2 separate regions of the Mus musculus genome follow, and region 1 is linked to region 2. Evidence: chromatin loops called from intact Hi-C (ENCODE). Cell type or tissue: heart. All regions are shown on one strand. Links, peaks and the distances in the headings refer to the core of each region. The heading gives the core; the rest is flanking DNA.

Region 1 (5,375 bases), core at 225-5,224, 140 kb before region 2:
AGTATCTGCTAATTATCTATTGATACAATCTTTGCTCACTGGCCTCCCACTCTCTGTAATGAATGTGAGGGCAACAACGGTTGGAAAGCTGGAAAACCTTGGGGCCAAGGTGAGATCTGGTTTCATCTGTGTGGGTTCACATTCATATTCACCTAGAACCCTAATAAAGTCTTGTTCTCTTGCTTACCTTCTAAGTGAACAACTACTTACAAGTCTTTACAGCAGCGGTTCTTAATCTTTCTAATGCTGCGCCCCTTTAAAAGAGTTCCTCACATTGTATTGAACCTAAATCATAAACTTATTTTCATTGCTACTTTATAACTGTAATTTCGCTACAGTTATGGACTGTTATGTAAATATCTGATATGCAGCATGTCTGATACGTAACTGTTATGAAAGGATCATTTGATCCCCTACCCCTAGCCCCAGAAGGGTCACAATCCACAGGTTGAGAAACATTGCTCTACAAGAACCTAGAAAGAAACAGGTTTATGGATGAAAAAGGCAGAGGCAGAAGGCAACACCAGGAACAACAGCAACAACAACAATCCCACTAAAAGGATTGACAGAACTCCCCTAAAAAGGTTCACAGCACATGTTTCTGTATACTCAGGGTTATTAAATGTCTCCCACATGTTGTCAGCCCTGCCCTAACTATCCCTCATATGTGCTCAAGACCTGTAATCTGACTGAATATGCATCCTCCTAACGGTAAAGTCTTGCATTTTCCCATTCAGGGACTAAATTTCTTTGTCTGAGGAAAAAATACAAGGTATAAAAGTAGATAGTGGAACACATGCAACTATATTTGGGAAGAAGGCAGGGAAGCTAATGAAAACAATAATTCCAAGGTCATGTTTGAAATACCAGCCTCCCTTTGTATAGCTAGATCTTGCCTCACGTGCTATGAATGCCAGTCTTACCACAAAGCAGGATGCTCGGGAGATGCTATTCTTCCCTCTGGCTGGAGAAGAGTCGACCTACATAGAAAGCAAAAGATATTGAGGAAAATATTAAAAAAAATGTTGACCATGGTATAAAATTATAGGTTTATGGGCAGATTTCCAAAACCCAAGTTCAAATACCTCTGTTAAAGAATTAGGAACCAAGTACATGATCTCCATCAGCTCCCATGTGTGACCCAAATGGCTACCTTCAGAAACTGCATCCCACCCCCCCCCACCCCCCCCACCCCGTACTGCTGCTGTATAAAACTATGAGGGACAACAAAAAGTTGGGGATGATATATGGGGGTCCCAGAAAGAGACACTTAACTCCAATAGTGATTTCAAATATTCTAAATTGAACACCCACCTGCACAAAAAGTTCTTCTTTACTTTAAGTCCATTCGAACATTAAAACAAATGTTCAAGGTGAAATGTTGAGAAAATGGATCCTGAATATAAAAGATAGGACAATGTCATAATATTTATATAGCTAGGAGTTCTGTATATATGACCAACTCCTTATTATGACCAATTCCTTGCAGTAAATTAGGTACAGGAGTCTAAATACAGAGGGCAATAAAACAATCCTGTATTGAAGGCAGATGAACTTTTCATTCTTATGTTCTGACATCTTCATAATCGCCCCTCTAATGATGTTTCACCTTCCCCAGAATACACTACCTCTACCACCCTGACAAGAGACTTTGCCACCAAGCAGGAGTCTGTGGGAAGAGACAGCACCCACGATGCAGGGCACATGGATCCCTTTCTGGAATAAGGGCCCAGGTAGAAAGGCGACTCACCAAACAGCTGAACCATCACCAGAGTTGGCCACCTGCCTCCAACCCATGAACAGCAACCTCCAAGGGGCACCACCCCCAGCTTCCGCGCCGCCATTTCTCCCATAGTCGCCTCCCCCACAACCCTTGCAGGGCCCAAACACCAAAAAGGGCCGGGGGGAAAAGCCTGCTGCCAGGCCATCTGCTCTGCAGGCCTCCAGACCCTCAGACTCAAGACACTCTGGCTGCCACCCTGCGCCCGGGGCCCGGTTCGGGTTCCCGCTTCCTCCTCCCCACCGCCTGGGGTCTCCGAGCACCGCGCACACTCCAGGGAGGCCGCGACCTGCTGGCCTTCACTGGACTGTCAGGGCCGGGCAGTGGTCCTCAGTGTGCGACCACTCGGAGCCCTCGACACACCTCCACTTGCCTGGCCAGGCGCACGGCCCAGGTGTCCGGGCTCCCCCGCGTCCCCCTCCTGCTCCCGGCTGGTCTCTGTCCTCGGCGGATCCTCTCACAGAACCCCCACCGCTTTGCGCGCGAGTGGAATGGCAGAGACGTGTCCCGCCCCTACGTCTCTGCACCAAACAGGCAGGGGCTGCGCAGGATGCGGCAAGCACAGCTCACCTCGAGGGTGTCGGGAAGGGGGCGGAGGGATACTGCGCACGGGGCTCTACGCCCCCTCCTGGACCCACTGTAGTTCCGACTCGGAGTGGGCGGGGCCAGACAGCCCCACTCCTCTTGGAGAGGTGGGTTGCACCCGTAGGCGTCTGCAGACCCCTGTTCACCCTAACCAGAGACCACCACCACTTTTTTTTGGGGGGGGGGTGCCACAACAGTGTGTGAGATGGCTGAAATCTAGAGTCTATGAGGGCTTTGGAGAGGGGGACTATGGAGAGAAGGTGGTCTGGAGATGTGGAACAGGAGGGAGCAGCGGAGGGATACTGAGTGCTCCTGTACTTCAGTAGGAAGCTGGGCTTTGCTGGCCCCCAGCCCCTCCCTGCACTCCATCTCTTGCTACCCTTCAGTTCTCTCGTAGCTTCTGACGCCAGTAGAAAGGGAGGAGGGCTTTTAGTACTGCAGCTAGAGAGGGAACAGGTAGCCTAGCAACAGTCTGCAGAGAGGACTCTTGATTCTTCATGTTTTTCTCTCAATGCTTCATGGAGTTCCTAGAGGAAAAGAAATGGGAGCAACCATTGCAGCTTACATCGCTGCCCCCAGGGTAAAGCCAGACTTCTGTCCCTGGAAAACCAACCAGAGGTCTGGGGTAAAAGTCACTTTACTTCCTTTGACTTATTTGGACTAAAAACTCATCTAGTCACATATGACATAAAAGAACTGGGAGGTGGCGTGGGAGTAGGTTGGGACAGAGTAGGTGATAGGTCAACCCAAACATAGAATGTATGAAGAAGCCTTAAAGCAAACAACTAGCATGCAAGCGAATTTTAAAATATAATTTGAAGACAAAGGAGTTTGAACAGAGGTACCCTGCATGGGTGGACCAGGCTGCTGCTCTCAGAAGACACGACTTATTAAATAAAAATCCCAGTACCAAGCACTGCGAGTTACTGGTTAAAGGGGCCTCAGAGCAGTGGTTCTTAACCTATGGGTTGCTACCTCACTGAGGGTTGAATGACCTTTTCACAGGGGTCACATATCAAATATCCTGCATATCAGATATTTACATTATGATTCATAACATTAGCCAAATCACAGTTATGATGTAACAACGAGAATAATCTTGTACTTGGAGGTTACCATAAGACAAGGAACTGAATTAAAGCATCAGGAAGGTTGAGAACCATTGCCCCGGTGGCACCTAAAACAACAGAAGCTATTGCCACATCCTTTGGCTATTAAGACTCCACTGCTGAAGAATCACACTTTTTTTTTTTTTTTTGCTGTAGGTCAGAAAAACCAATATTTTAAAAGATTTTAATTTGTTCTTTTTTTTCTGAAAACCATACTTTATTTTAGATAGTAATATATTATTAACTGATGTGATACAAATTATGTATTAACTAACACTATAATAGAATTATTCAAATATAGTAAAATTATTTGAATAGAATTAGCCCTAAATGGAATAAAAGAGAATAAAAGAGAAAAGTATCAGGTTATGTAACTCCTCTCAAACAGATGAAGTGTGGGTAAAATCCAAAAATTTAATAAATGAGACAAAGAGAAGGTAGCTTTAGGTAGCAAGGAAAGACAGAGGTAGGCAAAAGGACACGAGTCATAAGAGAGGATGCAAAACATTCAATGCCATCATACCCCTGCCCCACTGAAGGAGATGTGCGGATTCAACGTTTTCTATATTGAAGTAGAAAACCCATTTTTTGCATCCCCAAAGAATCCTATATGTGTTACTCCTTTGAGGGAGGGATTGTGAACGTTGAGCTGTCCTTTCACTCCATTGATAATTATTGTAATAGGAATTAGACATGACTAGTCCCTGAATACATGTTACATTGATAGTCTGTATATGCTTGGCCCAGGGAGTAGCACTATTAGGAAGTGTGGCCTTGTTGGAGTAGGTGTGTCACTGTGGGCATGGGCTTTAAGACCCTCATCCTAGCTGCCTAGAAGCCAGTATTCTGCTAGCAGCCTTCAGATGAAGATGTAGAACTCTCAGCTCCTCCTGCACTATGCCTGTCTGGATGCTGCCATGCTCCTGCCTTGATGATAATGGACTGAACCTCTGAACCTGTAAGGCAGTCCCAACTAAATGTTGTCCTTGTAAGAGTTGCCTTGGTCATGGTATCTGTTCACAGCAGTAAAACCTTAACTAAGACAGAAGTTAGTACCAGGGGACTAAGGTATTGCTGTGATAGGCCGGACCATGCTTTTGCTTAGAAGAATGTGGATTTGGGGACTTTGCATTTTGAAAGCATTGGAACGCTTTAAGTGGGGTTTAATGAGTTTTTCTGGTAGGAATATGGAAGACTTTGTCGCGGAGAATGATTTAAATTGTGCGGAACTGGCCCAAGAGGTTTCAGTGGAGAATTTCAATATGTGGCCTAGAGACTGTTTTGTGGTATTTTGTGAAGAATATGACTACTTTTTGCCATTGTCTGAAGACTCTGCCTGAGGCTAAGGTGAAGAGACTCAGATTAATTGCATTGACAAAGGATGTCTCAGAAACACATCATATATTTTGTTCTCTGGTTAAGTCTTATGAAGAGCATCTTAAACAAACTTAGCCAGCTGAGAAAGGAAAAATATAAAATACATAGTTCAAGTATTAAAGGAGCACCAGGAAGTGAAATGGAGCCTAATACTGTGCTCTAGGAGTGAACAGATTAAGGGATTCTGGGGAAAGATCCTACCCAGCTAAATTTAGATCCAGGCATGGTAGTACACACCATTAATCCCAGGAGACAAAGCAAGCCACGCAGATCTCTGAGTTCAAGGCCAGCCTCAAATAGAGCAAGTTCTAGTTGAAGAAAAGCTTAAATCCAGGCATGGAGTTACACACCTTTAATCCCAGGAGACAGGCATGCAGATCTCTGAGTTGAAGGTCAAACTACAGAGCAAGATCAATGACAGAGTTTAGGTAGTGAGGGAATAGGTAAAGAGGAAGCTATTGATAATGTAATAGAACAAGGGAGCCATGTTCCAGTTCTGCAAGCAGTAGAACTCAGCAGCTTTG
Region 2 (5,375 bases), core at 145-5,144:
GGAGTTCTGTCTTAGCCTGAGCCATGACTCTAGCATTAGTCTTATCTTTCTTTTTTTTTACTTTCCAGGTCACAGTCTTGGGCTCAGTGGAAATGGCTGGCTGTGTCCTGGCCACTGCTTCATCCCTAGCCTCAGCCTGGTTCCCCCATTCTTCTTTTGGTTCTGCCTTAACGGCTTTAGTGGTCTGATTCTTGGCTTTTCCTTTAGCATTGGCAGGGCTATTGGTTCCAGGTTTTGAGGAAGCCCCAGACTCTTCTCTAGCTTTCCTTTTAGTTTTAGAGCCAATCATGGTTCGAGAGAAAGGCAAAGCTTAATATAAATATGCCCCTGTCTCAGCCTTGCCCGAAAGTCAGCCCCAAGTAGGTGTTTTCATATAAAGTCCAGTAGTCATTCAGCCCCTTTCCAACTACAGTTTCTGCCAATCATATAGACAGCATGTTGAGGAAGCTCACTCAAGATAAAGGATAGCTGTGCTGGGGCGCAGGCCTGTGGAGGGTGGTGGTCTTCAGCCACTCCAAGGCCATCAGATCTGTCACTGAAGTTGGACCTAGGGGTGGAGGAAGGAAATGGGGCTTTAAGTCTCTTCCAATTTGCTTTCTTCTCATGCTGATAAGCACAGAGACATAGTTAAGTATGGAAATTCAGTGCTCTATGGGGAAGAAGGAGACAAGGAGCCAACTCCTCCTTTCAGTTCACCCACTGTCTATACCTTCATGTGCTACCAATTTGTCTTTGCAGACACCAATAAGGGCAGAAAGAATAGGAAAGCTGGATGGACACGAGAGGCTGCAAAATTCCGAGGCTATCTGCTGACCTAGGCTGGAGCCAACCAAATCTTTACTGTTCCATACTATAGGTCTTACTCGAGGAGTCCCCACGTTCATACTAACCTGCGCTCTTGCCAAGGGATTGTTTCCTCCTTTCTCTGTTTCCACTGGCGACAAGCCCTGCAGCAGATCTGGCAAACCTATAGATAGATAAAGAGGACAGAGAAACTCAGCTCTTGGGATACAGACCTTGGTTCCTGGCCCTTATTCTTGCCTTCTCAGAGAAGCTTGTCTAGCTTTTCCCTTCCTGGTCTTCCTCTCCTTCCATTAACCAGCTTCAAAGCTGTTCCTCCTCCTCTTCCTCCTCCTCCCTTGGGGCCCTCCATTGTCTTCTTGAGTGACTGTTTCGGTAATCCCTTAGTTGAAAAATCGGTTGATAATGAAGTGTTAGAGCAGGACAGGAAAGAGGGGATTAAAGGAAGATGTTCCCATCCTGCATCTATCTCTAGAGTTAGACCAAGACTCCTAAGTGAATCCACAGACCAGCTAGAGGTCATCGAGAAACTGACAAAACAGAAGGGTGTGACATTCTAGTCTCAGTGATCCTTGTCTGTCTTCACACTAATCCTCGAATCTGGACAATTGCCTTCTCATTATCTCCTAGCTTCACATTCAGTTATTTTACAAACATTCACAACAGCCAAGTTATACAACCCTCCGGATGTGTCTATCAATGGAAATCCACAAACATGAGAACAGCACTACTGAGTATAATTTAGGAAACAGTAATTACGGAATAAATGCTTGCTGGATACAGATACTTGTTTGGTAAAGAATTCTCTGATTCCCTTTCTTTTTGTCATCCCCCCATGACACCCCCAAATCTCCACGTTCCTCTGCTATATTCTTAAAGCCTGATCATTTCCATGAAGGGACAACTAAATCATCTCTGCACAGTTGGTCGTACTGGTAGCAGTAGGGATGAAACGCCTGACAATAACAGGAAGCTGGGGAAATAATGAAAAGTATCATTTTCAATTTTCTTACACATTCTTATGATTATCCCCCACCCACCCACACAAACCTATCACATTCTGCAACATAGTTGGGGTAACGCGGAGGGCATTTCTGGAAGGCTGGAAAAGAGGAGATGTAGAAATTATTCTAGAACCCTACCTAGTCTTGCAGCTTTCTCCCACAGTACAGAAATCAGGTCAGTTTTGTTTATCTTCTCCCCTCCCCTTTTGATCTGCCGCCCTGAAACGTGGAGAAATGCAAACTTGGCACAAAATCTATCCACACAAATGAATGTGTGATAGCCCCAAATCAAATGAAATCGCACTGAGTAAGATATGGTTAATTAATGGTCAGATAAGAATGTGCAATCTTCGAATACACCCAACACAAGATTTAATGTTCCCACATCTATAACCCCTTTGTGTATCTCCTTCCTGATTCTCAAGGCTCCTCAGACAACTGCGTTCATCAGTGGTGGTAGTCCTTTCTCTGACAAGTACGCCATCTCCCCAGTAGATGATGCCATTGCATCCATCTCCCTTCCCAAACGTGATGAAGCGAGTTTCTGGAAACGTAGATAGCTTTTTCTCATCCTCCCTAGTCTGTCTTCCCAACACTCGCCCCCTAAAATCAGGTCACCAATCCCGCACCAATCATGGAACCCGCAACCACAACCCCAAGCAATGCCCTCCTTCTTACTGACCTGTTCTGCTTGAATCCAAGGCAGTTTTCTTAGGTGCGTTCTCTCCGGCGGCGCCTTCCCACACAGAAAGGAGGCAGGCAAACGCCGTCGGCAGTCCGCCGCAGGGAGCAGAGGCAATGGCGGCGACTGTAATTTAGGGGCTTGCCGGGAGCTTGGGATGTAGGACAAGATGAAGGGCCATGACTAGCAAATTACTGTCACCTTTCGGTACCCACTCCTCTCTCCGGTCCCTCACGAAGCGACTACATAGCTACCTACATCCGCCGGGACGCACTAGGCGCGGCTACGTCATTACGGAGGCCCGCAGAGGGAGGAGCTAGAGTTATTTAAGGAGTTCCGGCTTAGGGAAGCGGAGTGATACTACTGTGGCGCACACTGCGACACTTAGGTTCTGATCCCGAACTAGGGAAAACCGCGCCAAGCACCCGCAAGCAGGCGATTACCAAATGTCGGTTTTAGCTTCCTTCTTAGACATGTCTTTCCATTTCGAAATGCATGCGGTTTTCACGCTGTGGCGTCAGAAGAAAAAGCGGCCGCCTTACCGGGCGGAAGGATAGCAAAGAATTCTAGTGTTTTTACACGTTCCTCACTAAACCCACCGCCCACTGAAGTGAGCTGGTTAGGTAGGGGAGGGGCTCAAGGTAGAAACGATGCTGGGGGTGGGGCGGTTCTCAACGCTGAAATTACAAATAAAAATTCTCATTTATTCCAACAAATTCTAAACTGTTCCTTCTACAAGCAAAATCCGCCAGTGATGCACCTGTAAGGGCTTGTTTGCATAAAATTCTTGCTGCAGCGGCAGAACCTATGGAAAACTGCTCTGCTGCCAGACCGTTTTTGTTTTGTTTTGTTTTGTTTTTCAATCTCCCTTTTTATGTTTCCTGTTGCCACCCCTTGAAATCTTTTGCTCTTATTGTCCGGCATGTTTCTTGTTTTGAAATAGTTTTAGATAACATGAAGTAAGGATAGAGGAAAAACAGGGAGAAAAAGAACTGTGCAGACGAGTTCTACTCCAGGATGACCTCACTACCATAAGGTGCAGTGGCTTGGATTTAATCTAGGCACTGGGAAAACAAGAATCTTCTTACTGACAAGACATAATACCAAAGTATCTTTGTACCCGTGGACCAACACCAGTCCCTGCTCTGTGGATTTCTCCGGGCTTGTTCCCTCACGTTTCTTGCCCCCTAAATCTCTGACTATATAAGTCCTTGCATCTTGAATGCTGGGCCTCATGTTTGTATTATCTATTTGAACATAAATTTAATTAAAATAAGCCTTAGAATCAGAAAGTGTTTCTAACATGTATACCACTTAGAAATGTCCCAGCCCATCAGTCCTGTATGCCTCAACTCTAAGCTGAGCTATGACATTAGTAGATTATGATGAGAGACATTTTTCCTGTTTCAGGGATGTTTGTAATTTTGAAATTGCCTTAATAAAAGTGCATGGTTTCCCCTCAGTCCCAGTCTACATTATCAGAAAACCTGATAATGTCATGAGGCAGGAGGTTAACTTTTGGAAGGAATAACCAGCCTATAAGGAACAATACTAGGTGGTGATGGTCAGTCCAGACAGACCATCTTCATGACCCAGGACACAAGATGAAAATAGTTTTGGTGGGAGGCTCAATAAAACATAATTGTAAAAAATAGGTGGTAGTGGTCCCTCCAGATGGGCCAGCCCAGGGCCCTAAAAACAGTTAAAGAGAGAGAGATAGAGAGAGGGAGAGAGAAGAGAAGAGAAGAGAAGAGGAGAGAAGGAAAGAAAAGAGAAAAAGGAAGGAAGAAAGAAAGGAAGGAAGGAAGGAAGGAAGAAAGAAAGAAAGAAAGAAAGAAAGAAAGAAAGAGGGACATCTGGGTTCTTTCCAGCTTCTGGCTATTATAAATAAGGCTGGTATTAACTTAGGCAAATGGATGGACTGGAGGGCATCATCCTGAGTAAGGTAACCTAATCACAAAAGAACACACATGATATGCACTCATTGATAAGTGGATATTAGCCCAGAAACTTAGACTATCCAAGATACAATTTGCAAAACACAAGAAAATCAAGAAGAAAGAAGACCAACATGTGGATACTTTATTCCTCCTTAGAATAGGGAACAAAATACCCATGGAAGGAGTTACAGAGACAAGTTCCAAAGCTGAGACGGAAGGAAAGACCATCCAGAGACTGCCCCACCCAGGGATCCATCCCATAAACAACCACCAAACCCAGACACTATTGCATATGCCAGAAAGATTTTGCTGAAAGGACCCTGATATAGCTGTCTCTTGTGAGACTATGATGGGGCCTAGCAAATACAGAAGTGGATGCTCAGAGTCAGCTATTGGATGGAACACAGGGACCCCAATGAATGAGCTAGAAAAAGTACCCAAGGAGCTAAAGGGGTCTGCAACCCTATAGGTGGAACAACAATATGAACTAACCAGTACCCCCCAGAGCTTGTGTCTCTAGTTGGATATGTAGCAGAGGATGGCCTAGCCGGCCATCAATGGGAGGAGAGGCCCTTGGTCTTGCGAAGATCATATGCCCCAGTACAGTACCAGGAATAGTACCAGGAAGCAGGAGTGGGTGGGTAGGGGAGCAGGGTGGGGGGAAGATATAGGGGACTTTTGGGATAGCATTTGAAATGTAAATGAAGAAAATATCTAATAGAAAGAAAGAAAGAAAGAAAGAAAGAAAGAAAGAAAGAAAGAAAGAAAGAAAGAAAGAAAGAGAAAACAGGAAGTAGTGGTCAACTCTGGATAAATCCACTCAAACCATTTTCCAGTTTCAGGGTCTTTTTGGCTACTGGCGCATCGACAGAATGCCATTATCATTTCCCCTAGTAAGCCTTTTAACTTTAATGTATCTTTAAACCCTTAAACATATGCTGCATCTTC

What was found. Peaks named below come from ENCODE experiments on the same cell type or tissue, not always from the same donor. Only the 100,000 strongest peaks of a DNase experiment are listed, where the experiment ranks them.
Region 1: a loop joins it to region 2, with 5 times the contacts of the local background. A loop is called at or near these places in 1 of 42 quality-filtered maps.

What each region holds. Positions count from the first base shown.
Region 1 is chrX:135,882,866-135,888,240 of GRCm38, reverse strand. It overlaps Bhlhb9 (basic helix-loop-helix domain containing, class B9), which reads right to left and starts at 2,390. Exons shown (of 5, transcript NM_001098222.1): 1 at 2,154-2,390; 2 at 1,315-1,396; 3 at 924-980. In heart, for the core only: a CTCF peak has its summit at 2,365 (motif pointing left); a DNase peak (open chromatin) is centred at 2,330; H3K4me3 peaks cover 1,585 bases; H3K27ac peaks cover 1,702 bases.
Region 2 is chrX:135,740,091-135,745,465 of GRCm38, reverse strand. It overlaps Gprasp1 (G protein-coupled receptor associated sorting protein 1), which reads right to left and starts at 2,774. Exons shown (of 11, transcript NM_026081.5): 1 at 2,488-2,774; 2 at 891-967. Armcx5 (armadillo repeat containing, X-linked 5) reads right to left here and starts at 2,774. Exons shown (of 4, transcript NM_001009575.5): 1 at 2,488-2,774; 2 at 1,852-1,903; 3 at 891-967; 4 at 1-547. The coding sequence starts at 289. In heart, for the core only: no CTCF peak of the experiment used is centred there; a DNase peak (open chromatin) is centred at 2,785; H3K4me3 peaks cover 1,874 bases; H3K27ac peaks cover 1,342 bases.